Regions from separate parts of the Homo sapiens genome. Here region 2 is linked to region 1. Evidence: chromatin contacts called from ENCODE Hi-C or POLR2A ChIA-PET data. All regions are on one chromosome and are shown on one strand. Each heading gives the region's core, a stretch centred on a gene start or an enhancer-like site at or near the end of the contact. The rest is flanking DNA. Distances are from core to core; before and after follow the strand shown.

Region 1 (7,228 bases), core at 3,053-5,552:
TCTGCATTTTCTTTTCAAACTCTTAAATAAGCTATATTCTTGTTCATCACTACCAACTAAAGCACAGACAACTGTGAAGGCAGGTATATGCCATTGAGTTTCTAGTTAAAAAACATTTTAGTGTCTGAATAGTAAAATCCTGAATTTTAAAGAAAAACAGTATTTCACCATAGAAAAATAGCTTTAAATGATAACCAAACCTGGGTCTGAATCTTCAACTAAACACATTAGCTGTGTGACCTTGGCTAAGTTCTGATACTTTTCTTTATATTACAAAAAAGTAAAAAAGAAAAAAAATTAAAAATAAAACCTTCTTCAAAAGTTTTACAAAAGAATTCTTGAAACTAGCAGTTTATGAAAATGCTTTCAAAATAGACAAGGTCTGGATATGATTAGTTACTATATAACAAGGTACTGTTCCAGGTATAAAGATATAGTTCCTGTCATTGTGGAGTTCATGATATGATAGAATAATATTTTACGCAGCCATAAAAGAGAATGAGTTCATGTCCTTTGCAGGGACATGGATGAAGCTGGAAACCATCATTCTCAGTAAACTAACATAGGAACAGAAAAGCAAACGCTGCATGTTCTCACTCATAAGTGGCAGTTGAACAATGAGAACACATGGGCACAGGGAGGGGAACATCACACACCAGGGCTTGTCGGGGGGCAGGTGGCAAGGGGAGGGAGAGCACTAGGACAAATACCTAATGCATGCAGGGCTTAAAACCTAGATGACCAGTTGATGGGTGCAGCAAACCACTATGGCACATGTGTACATATGTGACAAACCTGCACATTCTGCACATGTATCCAGAACTTAAAGTATAATAAAATATTTTAATAATTATTAATTTTAATAATAACAAACACTCACAGCTTGGCCGGGCGTGGTGGCTCATGCCTGTATCCCAGCACTTTGGGAGACAGAGGTGGGATGATCACTCGAGCCCAGGAGTTCAAAACCAATCTGGGCAACATAGTGAGACTCCATCTTTACAAAAAATTTAAAAATTAACCAGGCATTGTGGTGCACGCCTGTAGTCTCAGCACTTTAGGAGAATCGCCTGAGCCCAAGAGGTCAAGGCTACAGTGAGCCATGATCATGCCACTGCACTCCAGCCTGGGAGACCAAAAAAAAAAAAAAAAAAGACTGATAGCTAAATATTTCACATGGGAAGTTTTAGTGAAGTAATCCTTGCTTTACTTGCCTGTTTGGTCCTTATAGTCAAATAATGTGAGAAATCACAAGAAATAGTTATGTAACATGATGAATTTCATAAAGTGAAACACTTGGTCATTATCTTTTCTTTTTTTGAGACAGGGGCTCCTTCCATCACCCAGGCTGGAGTGCAGCGGCACAATCTCAGTTCACTGCACCTTCCACCTCCAAGGCTCAAGCCTCAGCTTCTCAAGTAGATGGGACTACCGGCATGTACCACCATGCCCAGCTAATTTTTATTTATATATATAAATATATAAATATATATATATGACGGGGTTTTGCCATGTTGCCCAGGCTGGTCTCAAATTTGTGAGCTCAAGCGATCCACCCACCTCGGCCTCCCAAAGTGCTGGGACTACAGGCGTGAGCCACCGCACCTGGCCTGGTTGTTTTCTAAATGAGCCATTATCTCCCTTCTCCAAAGTTAAGTGAAAGCAATCATATTCATAAGTAGTTTGAAAGGGAATTCGACATAGCCTCTTAGCTATCAAAAGACAGATCTTTATTTAACTCACTTACACAATGATGCTTAAGTATTGAACTGGGAAGTCTCTATCAGTAATAATGAATTTCATTAATTCAATGAATATTTATTGGACAGGTGTGGTGGCTCACACTTATAATCCCAAAACTTTGGGAGGCCAACGTGGGTGGATTGCTTGAGCTTAGGAATTCGAGACCAGCTGAAAAACATGGCGAAACCTTGTCTCTTTAAAAAATACAAAAATTAGCGGGGCATGGTGCTGTGTGCCTATGGTCCCAGCCACGCAGGAGGCTGAGGTGGGAGGACCTGTTGGGCCCAGGAGTTACAGCTTACAGTGAGCAGTGATTGCACCACTGCACCCCCGCCTGGGCAAGAGGGATACCTTGTCTCAAAAAAAAAAAACATAAAAGTAGGGAAACAAGCTCATAGACATTAAGCAACTTGCCCAGAAAGTGGCAAAACCTGGACTTAAACCCAGGTTACTTAAATGGAATGTTAAGTGATACATACCCTGCTGTCTTGGTATCTGCTGTGTGGATTCCACCTTTGATCTTCTCTGGTGTAAAGGTTATTTCTGTTGAGCCAATTTCTGCCCCCTCCAGTTGCCCATCACACAAATCTCGAATCATTTCCAGTCCAGATAAATGTTGAGGCCTTCAGGTCATAATACTGCATCAAAACGTGTGCATTCAGACTGCCTACATCCCCACATTTTATGACAAATTTATAAAACTGCAATGGCAAGAAAACAGCAAGGTCTAACCACAGTAAGTGCCACATCTTCAGTGTCAGCTTCCTTTTGGGTTTTTATGCACCTAGACTACCTGCTAGTATGTATCATTTTAACACTTCCTTGCAGACCAGTTATTTCTGACTATAAATACATACCCTGATATATTGCTGCAAATTAGAAGTGTGCTAAAGAAGAAAACTAATAGTTATTTCAGTGCCACCAGTCTCGCTTGCACTTGACTGAACAATCTATGGTGCCTGTATGGGCTGAACTATGTTCCCCCTAAATTAATATGCTGAGACTGTAACCCTCCGTATCTCAGAATGTGACTATATTTGGAGATAGAGCCTTTAAAGAGATAATTAAGTTAAAATAAGGCCACCATACAATCTTACTGGTGTCCTTATAAAAAAAAAAAAAACTAGAACATACAGAGACGCTAGGGGCAAGGTACACAGAGGAACCACCATGTGAAGAGGCAAAAAGACAGGCCTGGAGCAGATCCTTTTCTCATGGCTCTCAGAGGAAACCAACCTTGTCAGGACCTTGATCTTGGACTTCCAGCCTCCAGAACTGTGAGGAAATAAATTTCTGTTGTTTAAGCTCCACTCTGTGTGTGGCATTTTGTTATGGCAGCCCTAGCAAACTAATACAACACCTACAGCCTAATGAATTGGATTCCCCTGTTGGTGAACTGGAGGGCTGCAAACTATGACAAAGGCAATTAACATTAACATATCAGTAATTGCCTTTTGGTAATTTCAAAACTGTAGACAAAAGACTGAGACCGCTGATTTATTAAAATGTAATAAATACAGAATACATACAAAGCAATCAGTGTGGCTTCAAACCTGGGTCCTCTTCTAGCAGGTGCATGTACCTGAAGCTCAACTAGTGGCATGCCCAGCTACCCAGACAGAAGAAATAAGGTCAAATGTCAAGGTGTTTCCCTCTCCACAACAGATAATTCTGGTCATAACAGCTCTCTGGAGGTATGAATGAAGGCTGGGATAACACATCTCAGGATTCTTTCCTGTTTTATGATTCTAAAACTGACAGCAGAACCAGAATGCACTGGTTATAAAACAGGGTTTCCTCTGGCGTCACAAGCATTTCTGCCCTATCTATCTTGCCAGCTCATACGTGCTGTTCGGATATTTGGAATGCCCGGTGAGGTGAGAAAACATTTTAAAAGCTAGCTCTTCAGCAAATGACACTATTTAGTCAAACAGAGAAAACTCGAGACCATTTCTAAACTCACCCCTCCAGGCTTTCAAGACTTTACAACCCAGGCCACCGCCCAGGCAGAGTGCCCCGCCCTGGATCGCCCATACCTGCGTCTGGGACCTTCTGGGTTCCACCACTCGGACTCCCGATGCCCCAGCCCGGCAGCCCGACCCCCCGATCCCCCAGCTTCACGGCCCAACTCCCCCTCCAGCCAGATTTACCTCAGGCCTGGCGTGCTCCGGCCGGCTCGGATCTTCTGCACCCGCAAGGGGAGGCCTAGGAGACAGCTCAAGGCCGTAGAGACTCTCAGGATCTGGCCGCCCTGCAAAGGTTGGGGTACAGGGAGAAGAGAAGTAAGCACACCGGTGGTGAGAGCTCCCCTCCTTAGTTAGGCTGCAGCCCCGGCCGCTTCGCTCTGTACTCACCCCTTCCATGATGCTGCCATCGACCTCCACCCGCGGCCCCGCCATGGGGGACACCCTGGGGCCCAGCCCGCAGCGACAAAGCCTCCGCCAGAGCGGGAGAAAGAAGAGACGTTGGCTCCCGCCCAGTAGTTCAGAAACCTTGGTTCATGCCTGGGGCGCAGGAGCCTGACGAGAAAGCGGAAGAAGCGGCGCCTCTCGGGACACTGGAGTCAGCAGAAACGAACCCCCGGGTTCGCCCAGTTCCGCAGTCAGTGCGCATGCGCGTAGCTCGGCTTAAAGGAGCCGCGCTGGGAACACTGCGGTCGGGGCGAGGAAGCTGCCGGGGAAGTGAGATGACGGTCGCGGGGGTGCCCAGGAGCCCTGAAAAACTTGTGCCCTGGGCACGGCAAAATCTGCAGGTTGCAGAAAGTCTCAACTGTAAGATAACTCCTCCAGTTATCCCGCAGGCTTGTGCTTTATCTCTGTTTTGTGGGTAAATATGTGTTTATATCTGTTTTCTCGAGGATCCTGGCATACCCCGAGGTGCCGACTTTTAGAGCTGAAGATGCAAGAAAGATTGGGATCCTGCGATGCACCGAACCTGTCTCTCGAAGTGTGTGCGCCCTGGTACATTGATACTCTTGGCCTTTGGTTCCTTGCGGTGTGCGTGTTTGTGTATGCGGAGTGTGTTATCTTTCTTTCTAGGGTGACACACCATTTATTTGAGAGGCGGGAAAGGCAGAATCACTAGTTTAATATTCTGAAAAGCCAAAGTTATGCCATTTTGCTTGAGAGTGAGTGCAAGCTCTTGACTCCCAGGAACAGTGCAGCTAACAATTCACCTCAGGCGAGGGCAGAAGCAATAGCCAGCTTCTTGGTTCTGCCTGTGGCTCAGTTCCTACATAATTGAGTACCAAATAATATGTAAACCTCTAGGGAAGCAAAAAAGAGTAATTCAGCTTCTACCCCCGAAGTTATTGGAGGTATAATGGAGAGACTGAGACGTAATCAATTACAATGTCATCCTCAATAATAATTAACATGTACTGTATTTAGAGTTTATTATGGGGACAATTACAATATATTAATAATATACTGTAACAATAACAGGCAACACTTATTGAGCACTTAGGTGTTGTGCACTGCATGCATTCATAACATGATAAAGTACTTACTGTTTTTACTGTTTTACAGCTTCCTGTGTTAAACAATTTGCTACAAGGTCACACAATTTTAACTAGAAGACTGAGATGTGAACCTGGGTGGTCTGATGTGAACACCACTGTCTGGTAATCCCAACGCTCTGCTGCTTTGCGACAGAGAATGTTTTAGGGAACACACAGACTATGTACTTAACCAAATCTGGAATTTGCCGTAAGATATTAATCAGAGAAGTAATGATACTTGCATTTTAAAATGAAGGCTTTGGCAGTAGGAGAAGGGTGAATAAGAGGCTTAAGAGCCTGAAGGGAGAAATGCCAATGATACAATTATCCAGCAAGAAATAATCAGAAGTTGAAGTAAGGCAATGATGGTAGGGATGGAATATAAAAAAGCTGTACCCCTATCTGACATCTTTATTGGGGGAACCCGCCCCCAATATTTCAACGTAGGTTCTTTCTATTTTCCATAAGTGTTGGCCAGCTGAGAAATAAAGAGAGACAGTATAAAGAGAGGAATTTTACAGCTGAGCCACCGGGGGTGACATCACATATCGGTAGGACCATGATGCCCGCCTGAGTCTCAGACCAGCAAGTTTTTATTAAGGGTTTCAAAAGGGGAGGGGGTGTAAGAACAGGGAGTAGGTACAAAAGTACAAAGATCACATGCTTCAAAAGGCAAAAAGACCTTACTACTAGTAAGGGTCTAACAAAGATCACATGCTTCTGAGGGAACAGGACAAAGGGCAAAAGCAGAACTACTTATAAGAGTCCAACAAAGATCACAAGGCAAAGGGCAAAAGCAGAGCTACTGATAAGGGTCTATGTTCAGCAGTGCACATATTGTCTTAATAAACATCTTAAATAACAGAAAACAGGGTTCAAGAGCAGAGAACTGGTGTGACCACAAATTTACCAGGGCGGAGTTTTTCCCCACCCTAGTAAGCCTGAGGGTACTGCAGGAGACCAGGGCGTATCTCAGTCCTTATCTCAACCGCGTAAGACAGACATTCCCAGAGCGGCTGTTTATAGACCTCCCCACAGGAATGCATTCCTTTCCCAGGGTATTAATATTTATATTCCTTGCTAGTAAAAGAATTTAGCAATATCTCTCCTACTTGCACATCCATTTATAGGCTCTCTGCAAGAAGAAAAATATGGCTGTTTTTGCCCAACCCCACAGGCAGTCAGACCTTATGGTTGTCTTCCTTTGTTCCCTAAAAATTGCTGTTATTCTGTTCTTATTCAAGGTGCACTGATTTCATATTGTTCAAACACAGATGTTTTACAATCAACTTGTACAGTTAACACAATTATCACAGTGGTCCTGAGGTGATGTACATCCTCAGCTTACGAAGATAACAGGATTAAGAGATTAAAGTAAAGACAGGCATAAGAAATTATAAAAGTATTATTTGGGAACTGATAAATGTCCATGAAATCTTCACAATTTATGTTCCTCTGCCGTGGCTCCAGCCGGTCCCTCCGTTCGGGGTCCCTGACTTCCCGCAACACATCTTAGATTCTTATTACAGAAACTTAACATTCCCAGAAGAAGCCTCGCCTTTTTATTTCTAATTTTGGCTATGAATTCCTAGCTATGACCCATTTGCCCCATTCTAACTATTTCCAGTGGTAGGGGGAAAAGAACAAGACAGTAATATAATGTAGAGATGAGCTAATTGTGGTAATAATAAGCACTTGTGTAGTGCTTTCATATACATGATCTCTCTTAATGTTCATAACAAAGCTGTGAGGTTGGTGCTCTTATCTCTCTTTGGTTAATGAAGGACTGAGGCCTAGGGAATTGGAAGTGACCTGCCAAGATGACAGAACAATAAAGTGGCAGAGTTGGGTTAAATCCTTGGTTATTTTAATGACAAATGACAGACCAATAATTGATTCCTCAATAAAACAGTGGAAGTCAGAAAGAGTAGAATTGTACATTCAGAATGCTGGCAGAAAATAACCATCAACCTAGAATTGGGCACT
Region 2 (7,228 bases), core at 4,729-7,228, 970 kb before region 1:
ACACTGAATTAAAACCAGATATTCATGTTGGGAGACAACCAAGGATTCCTTCTTCTTATGTCTTTGCTTCTTGGTCTGATCTGGGGCTCTACCACACATGTGCCCAGGAAAACCACAGTCCATGACTACCCAGCTTTCTTGGAATGAAATGCACAGTCTGGAGTTTCCAGGAAGAAAGTACATCTAATCACTGGATAATGTGGTCACAGGGGGAAAAGTGTCACCAAAGAGCTCCCCATCTCCCAAAGCCAGCCACCTTATCCCATCTTTCCCCATATCATGAATCACTACTGTGCTTATGAAGATAAGTCGGAGAATATGAACATTTTATCTTCCACAGAAACACAAAATGGACATACTTTTCCATTATGCTTGACTCTGTAATGAAAGTCTAGGAAGTGAATGTAACATGAAATCATTCCTTCCGCCTTAGCAGACAGATGGAGAGAGACATTCCAGTTTGTTTCCAGCCTTTTGTCTTTGGAGCATTTTTGGCATTTCCTTCAGGAAACTGGAGGTTGTGACCTAAGGTTTCCTTAGTGAACACATTTCTGTTTCCCACAGTTAACCTTACCCAGAAATGACATCTACTCTATTAGGTGAGGTTTATCTTCATGTCCCAACTGTGTCCTGTGCATATACAATGACACTTGAAAGCACAAATTCTGAAAGTAGCGAAAAGATTAGAGAGCCCAACATGCCAAAACACTTTAATCCCCCAAAAGATGACAATAATCAAAAACAAGAATTAACTATTACAATAAGTCTGTGATGCTTGCAAAGTGCCTTCATTTTGTAGTTGGAAAAATTAATGACTGAGAATATTAATGCTTTCAGATACTATGAATTGAAGGTTTTCAGATAAAAGTGTTATGCTACTCAGCCCACATTTTACAGCTAGCTGCTTCACTGATACTGTATACTTCTATGTGGTTCAGAAGATAGGCTGGGAGAAGCCAAGACAGTGTCCTGAAAAAAAAAAAAAAAAAACACATGATTTAATACCCATATCCATATCCCCACTTCCCCAACATGTTGGTGAAAGGCCAAGAATGTATGCTTTTTTGATGGGTTTTGAATGATGATTGAGTCTCATCATTTAAACTAGATTTACAACCACATTTTTGTGTATAATTTCTTTAAAAGCCCATATTTGATGACAGAATTATTGCATTTAATTTATTTGGCTTAAATGCAGTTTAAAACTCAAACAATTCTACTTACTAGCCAATGTGGTATTCAGAAGGTTGGTGGTTTTTATCTCATTCTTTACTACTCTTCAGTGTTAACTTATTGAAGTTTCTCTTCCTGAAAAAGATAGAGTGGTTTCTAAACAAACCACACTTTTTTCACACCCTAGTTAAGGTAAAAATCCTTTAAAGAATAATAGAAATTTGTCCTTCACTTTGATTCCAAAGAGCTACACAATCCAGTAGATGACTCAATAATTATTTTTAAGAATGCTCTTCACAAAGGGATCTTTAAAAAAATCAGTTTATTAATGTTTAAAAGTTGATAAAGCTATGTGCAAAATGATCCACAAAAGTCAGAAACCTATTAAATACTATTCTTTTTAAAAAAACAAGACATCTCTCGGTTTAATTGCACTGAAAACCATACTAAAGAGACAGTAATATATTTTTATTCTTTGTAATATTTATACATATCTTCAATTACTATCTAATGAATAGCTGGACTGAAAAGTTTCTGGCGTTCCCTACCAGTTAAAGTAATGCTTTTAAGGGCACAAGAGGGTGGTATTTTCTTAAGAAATACACATTCAATGGTGTTAACACGGGTTAGAAAAATCCAATAAAATGACTTCTGCTGAAACAAATACATTCAAAAATCAAGAAAAGTACTTTTAACACAACAAAATACAACCATGTTGTTGCTTGAAATGAATCACACAACATTCTGAAATAAACATCAACAAAAGTGCCAAAGACAGATGTCATATTTGTTAGACTCATTTGCTAAGAAATCTCCCTTGGTTTGCAAAAGTTAATCCATTCGGTTTTCACTTTGTTTTGCTTGTCTGTTTCTCCTAGGACACCAAGGATCCTGGCTAATATCATTTAGATAAAGTGGGCTTCCTTATGCAGATTTCGGCTTCAATGGATATGAAATGGTAACACATTTCATTGAAAAGATGTTTTTTAAAGAAATCAAAGTGACTTCAACCAAATTCCAAAAAACGGATCCCGCTTACATGGAAACTTTGGCCTCAGCGAAGGACATTGTTTTACACCTCCAAACCATCTTCATCTTCCCACAGCCTACGTACTCAACATAGCCTATTTGCTATAGATGATCGATCATTCCACAACCCCAGCTCTGATAACTCTCAGGTAGTTAAAGTATAAAGTAAAAGAACGTTGAGGAGGGGTATGAAGGGAAGGGAGGGTGGGGTGTGGGATGTACAGGGCATCCCTAAAGAAGCAGAAGTGCACACACTCACTTGGGTTTGAAACTAAAGTGAAGGAAAACATCTCCTCAAAGCTCCAGACAAAGAGACGCTTTCACATGGGGACATTAGTCTTTGAGGAGGGGCCAAATGAACCCTTTAGGAGCTTGACAATGCTAGACCTTTGGCTCAGTGCAAAATCAAAGCTCCAGGGGGGTAGAAAATATATTCCAGGCCGGGACCTGATCTCCACCCTTCCCAGTGCATTGTTCACAGGAACTAACTCTACCCACCAACACCCGACACCACCAGGCTGTTCGTATTCTCCCCCTTCCTCCCTCTGGCTTGCAGCAGCTCCTCCCTGGCAGCAGTCGAAGCCCAGAGATTTTTTTCCAAACACTGGGGTGGCCAGCGACCAAGTAAAGAGCGCTTCCGGTGGGTGGACAGCTTCCAGTTCTAGGAAGAAGAGTTGACGTTTCCAGAAGACATAATGGTCTCTGGGTTGTCCCCTTCGTCTTTCTGGGGGTGGGAGGAATTGTCCGATTTGCTGCGGCTGAATTCCATGCCGGCGATGATGGGTCGCTTGAATTTGCCAGCAGAGTCTCCGCTCGGGCACTTGCAGCAGGACATGATCCGGATGAAGGCCCGACGCATCTCCTTGTTGGTCAGAGTGTAAATGATGGGGTTGGTGCCGGAGTTGAGCACAGCTAACACCAGGAAGTACTCCGCTCTGAAGAGGATGTCACAGGTCTTCACCTTGCAGCCCACATCCAGCAGGAGCAGGATGAAGAGCGGTGCCCAGCAGGCGATGAAGACGCTCAGGACGATAATTACGGTCTTGAGCAGCGCCAGCGACTTCTCAGAGCTGCGGCTGGCCTTGGAAATGTTCTTGCGGAACGTCAGGCGGCGGCTCCGAGTCCTGACCAAGGAGTAGATTCTGCAGTACAGAATGACGATGGAGAGCAGAAGCAGAGTGAAGACCGTGGTGCAGAAGAGGATATAGTGCTTGTGGTAGAGCGGCAGCACGGTGGAGCAGCTGGACAGCGCACTGATGCAGTTCCAGCCCATGATAGGCAGGCCACCCAGGATGAGGGAGATGACCCAGCAGGCGCTGATTAGCAGGAAGAGGCGGAAGTTATTGCTCCCGTTGTGGAGTTTCATTTTCAGCATTGTGATATAGCGCTCAATGGCGATGGCGAGGAGACTGAACACGGAGGCTGACAGGGCCACAAACATACTCCCTTCCCGCAGAAACCACTGGGCGGGAGTGAGCTTGTAGGTGGTGGCCCCAGACAAGAGCAGGTTAGCTGTGTAGGCTACTCCTGCCAACAGGTCTGAGAGGGCCAGATTGCCAATAAAATAGTACATGGGTCGGTGGAATTTCTTGGTTTTCCAAATGGTCAGCAAGACAAAGATGTTCTCCAGGATGATAAAGCAGCAGATGAGAATGAACACCACCGAGGTCAGTTTAATGCTGTTCTCCTTGTCCGCGCTGATATTCAGCTTTCCCGTGTAGTTGTAATGCCGGACGATGATATCATAGTTGACGTAGTCAGAGACCGAGCTGCGGTGGGCCTTGACCAGCGGGACGCTGGTGGGCCCCATGGTGCCAACCCTGTGTCCCCAGGAAGCCGGGGTGGCGCTACTCCAGACGAACGCTAGAGGGCGAGGCGAGAGAGCCTTCACTGGCTTCAGGGGTGGTTCGATGAGTGATCCAGGCTTTTTGTGTAGCTTTTCCTTGGCTGGAGAGGGCCTCGGAAACCGCAGCCTTAAACAAGTCAGAGGAGAGAGTCAGGGAAAGAGCCACAGCATACTGGCATAATTCATTCTAGCTAAGGCACTGCTCCAATTGTGTTGTTGTTGATTTGTTTTAAAGAAACTTGGGGAGAGCTCAGGGAGAGAGATTTTTTTTAAAAATCAAATTATCTTTTTTCTTCCTTTTTTTTCTTTTTTCAAAAAAGGAAGAGGGGGAAGAAAAAGAGAGGGAGAAACTCTATGGCCACATTCACTCAAAGGGAAATGGGAATTACGATGTTGGCTGTGGGTTGACAAAAAAAAAAAGATGATGAAAAGGAAAACAAGGAGTGGGAGGAATGGGAAACCTAGAGAACTACACCCCATTTTAACTCCACTCCTGCCCTCTCACCACCCCACACCCCCTCACCCCCGGATTTCCAGCCATGAGATTCTCTGAAGCAGTCACCAGCTTAGCTGCACGCTCAATACCAGCCCACGTCTCTCCTCGGAAAAGACTCAACTGCCAGTCTGAGGGCGAAGACACACACCTCTGTCCCCCATGCCCACCCCCAGCCCCCCAGTTCAAAGATACTAGCACCACCTCCTAATTGCCATGTGCCATGCAAGAAATCAGATTTGCAGGAAAATCATTTGAAAGCGTAAGCCATTTGGGGGCTCTATTAATAACTCTCTAGGAGCAGGTGTGCTTAGGGTCCGAGGGCGCAGTGAGGTGTGGGCAGCCAGGCCCGCCCCGCCTTGCTGTAAACAGGAAAGCTTAGCGCCTCCGTGAAGCGACTGCCTTTTCTTTCTTCTTCTTATTCTCCCCGCCTCCCCCCGCGCCCCCCCACCCCACCCCCCACCCCAAGCCAGGGCAAGTAAATTTAAAGGTATTCAGTTAAAACCATTCATAACAGATTGCAGCAAATCCCAGAAGTTTCGTACATTAGTTGATTGCATAAATATTTTTTGCTTTGTTTAGTTTAGCCAAAACATACACAAAAGAGAGAAATCAAACTACTCATGACAGCCATAATACATGCTACCACATTTCTAATTTCGATTGCAAAACTACTCTTCAGAAACTCACATTAAACTGCTCCCTGGTGCATTGCTAAATTTGCGTGGGCAGTTTTATTTACTGCAGTCCCCCAACACGTTGACTCCTCTCCTAGGACTAGAAAGTTACAAAGAAACTTTCTAAGACGGCACTGGTCAGCAGAAGTCTACTTCTAAGTTGCTTAAATATTTCAAGGTAATGCAGCAATGCAATAAAATGAGGTAATAGAGATGAGAACAATCCCAGCAACTCCGCGAACAGCAGAGGCTGCTCAAGCCAAGAAGCTCCGCATTTTCCCCCAACTAATTTTATACCCTGCTCCTGGGCAGTACTAATTTAAGCCATTACCCACGCTCCACACCACCCACCATATTCTTTGTCTATAGGATTTCCAAAATTTAACGCCTTCCCTCCTATTCCTCCGACCAACTGCAATTTTCACTGCCCCTACACCCGTAGGTTCCACAGTTGGGAATTAACCTTTTTTCTGAACTCCATAAATCACAAGTGCCCAAGAACAATCTGATCGAGATGGGCTCCTTAGTAGCCCAGAGATGCAAATTTTCAGCGCCCGGAGATGCATGTTTTCTAAGTTTTTGTTTGCCTCGTTCGACTTAAAAATTCGTTTCTGACACCTAAGCCCTACCACAACCGGGCTCCCCGCGCCCGCGACCCCCGCCATTCGCCGCCCCCTACCTCGCTCAAGCAGGGCGAAGTTGCGTTCGGAGAGCCCGGGATCTGTACGGCTCGCTTCGCATCTTGCTGCTGCCCCCGACTGACTGCGTAGTGCTCTCGCAAACTTACTCGAGTCGGGGTCCCCTCCCTCCGCAGCGGAGCACTCCAATGGCCAGTCCCGCTCGCCGCGGCCAGTTCCCTGCCTGCTACGCGAAGTCACCCAGCGCCGCGCCAAGGCTGGGTGGTTTCTTCAGGAAGAGGCTGGGAGGGGTTAATGCCTTAACCCCCCACGCCCTCTGTCAGCTGGGGGCCCCCGGATCTGAACTGCTGAGACGCACTGTCCAGGAAAGATCTGGGGCAGAAGCAAAAAAAAAAAAAAAAAAAAAAAAAAGAACCCCTCCTCCCCAAACAACAAATGAAAGAAAAAAAGAGAGAGAGAGAAGGGGCGGAGCCCGGTAACCCCTGGATTCTACTGTATAAATCACTGCCCTCGCCCAGATAGACGCTGATCCCTGGCTGTGGAGAGGATTCTCCCGAGCCCCTGAAAAAAAAAAAAGGTGGAGAGACTTTGAAAACTTTTCTCTCGAAAAGTCTGAGGAGGCAGAGGACGGCCCGGAGTCTCGTAGCGCACCGCCCTGGTCCCACACCCCCCGCAGCCCTAGGAGGATCGGTGTGCTGAGCTTGTGGCCAGGAGCTCCCCGAGCCACTTTCGCGCGAGCAGCAGAAAACCTGAGCCGCGGCCCGGCGAGTGTCGGCGGCGCTCTGGGGAGGAGAGGCTGGGAAGGGGCTGCGAGAGGTACGGAGGAGACAAGCAGCCCGGGAGGGAGAATGAACCGGGAGGTTCCTGTACTCCCCCCGCCACCCCAGATCCTCGTGCTACTCGCAACTGCGGTCTGAGGGGCAGTGGCTTTCCCAGAGTGCACAGAGAAATGAACCAGCGCCGGTTTTGGTGTTGGGCGAGGGGTTTCCCTCAGCTGAGCACAAAGTCAGGCTGTGTGTCCCAGATTCTGGCCAATGGAGAGGTCGTTGAGGGGGTGGGCTGCTGCTGAGTCCTGAGAGATTCAAAACGCCTGGGCAGCTCAGGAATTTCCAAAGGGGGAGATTCTCGGCCAGGAGCTGCGGAGCAACTGCAGCTGCCCAGCAGGAGCCGGCACCCTTCTCTCACATTCTGCTTGGGAGTCGACTCAGAGGCCTCAAATCTCATTACTAGCACTTTGCCCACCCTTTTCTTTTGCTTAGATGCTACTTAAGAACGTGAGGCTGAGAGGCGGACTTGGTCAGATCTGCCTGCGTGACAAGCTCAGGACAGGACGCTTCTGCCCTTGCATTACTGTTGTAAAAGTTTCCACCCA

The links. A loop is a pair of places that touch in the nucleus more often than their neighbours do. ChIA-PET counts read pairs that join two places held with the same protein, here RNA polymerase II (POLR2A). Pooled maps may share reads with other maps.
Region 2: a loop to region 1 is called in a pooled map, with 4 times the contacts of the local background. The contact joins the promoter of S1PR1 here to the promoter of RTCA in region 1. A Hi-C loop is called at or near these places in 6 of 50 pooled maps. POLR2A ChIA-PET finds 5 or more read pairs at or near these places in 3 of 52 experiments (GM12878, WTC11 and activated naive CD4-positive, alpha-beta T cell).

Annotation. Positions count from the first base shown.
Region 1 is chr1:100,263,290-100,270,517 of GRCh38, reverse strand. RTCA (RNA 3'-terminal phosphate cyclase) reads right to left here and starts at 4,302. Exons shown (of 11, transcript NM_003729.4): 1 at 4,098-4,302; 2 at 3,894-3,994; 3 at 2,223-2,366. The coding sequence starts at 4,142. RTCA-AS1 (RTCA antisense RNA 1) reads left to right here and starts at 4,344. Exons shown (of 3, transcript NR_110435.1): 1 at 4,344-4,514; 2 at 4,601-4,689; 3 at 5,271-5,776. RefSeq lists enhancers at 4,134-4,493, 4,062-4,611.
Region 2 is chr1:101,235,769-101,242,996 of GRCh38, reverse strand. S1PR1 (sphingosine-1-phosphate receptor 1) reads right to left here and starts at 5,978. Exons shown (of 2, transcript NM_001400.5): 1 at 5,898-5,978; 2 at 1,479-4,175. The coding sequence starts at 4,012. The coding sequence ends at 2,864. It overlaps S1PR1-DT (S1PR1 divergent transcript), which reads left to right and starts at 6,469. Exons shown (of 2, transcript NR_104626.1): 1 at 6,469-6,672; 2 at 7,116-7,228. RefSeq lists enhancers at 4,116-4,165, 6,799-6,888.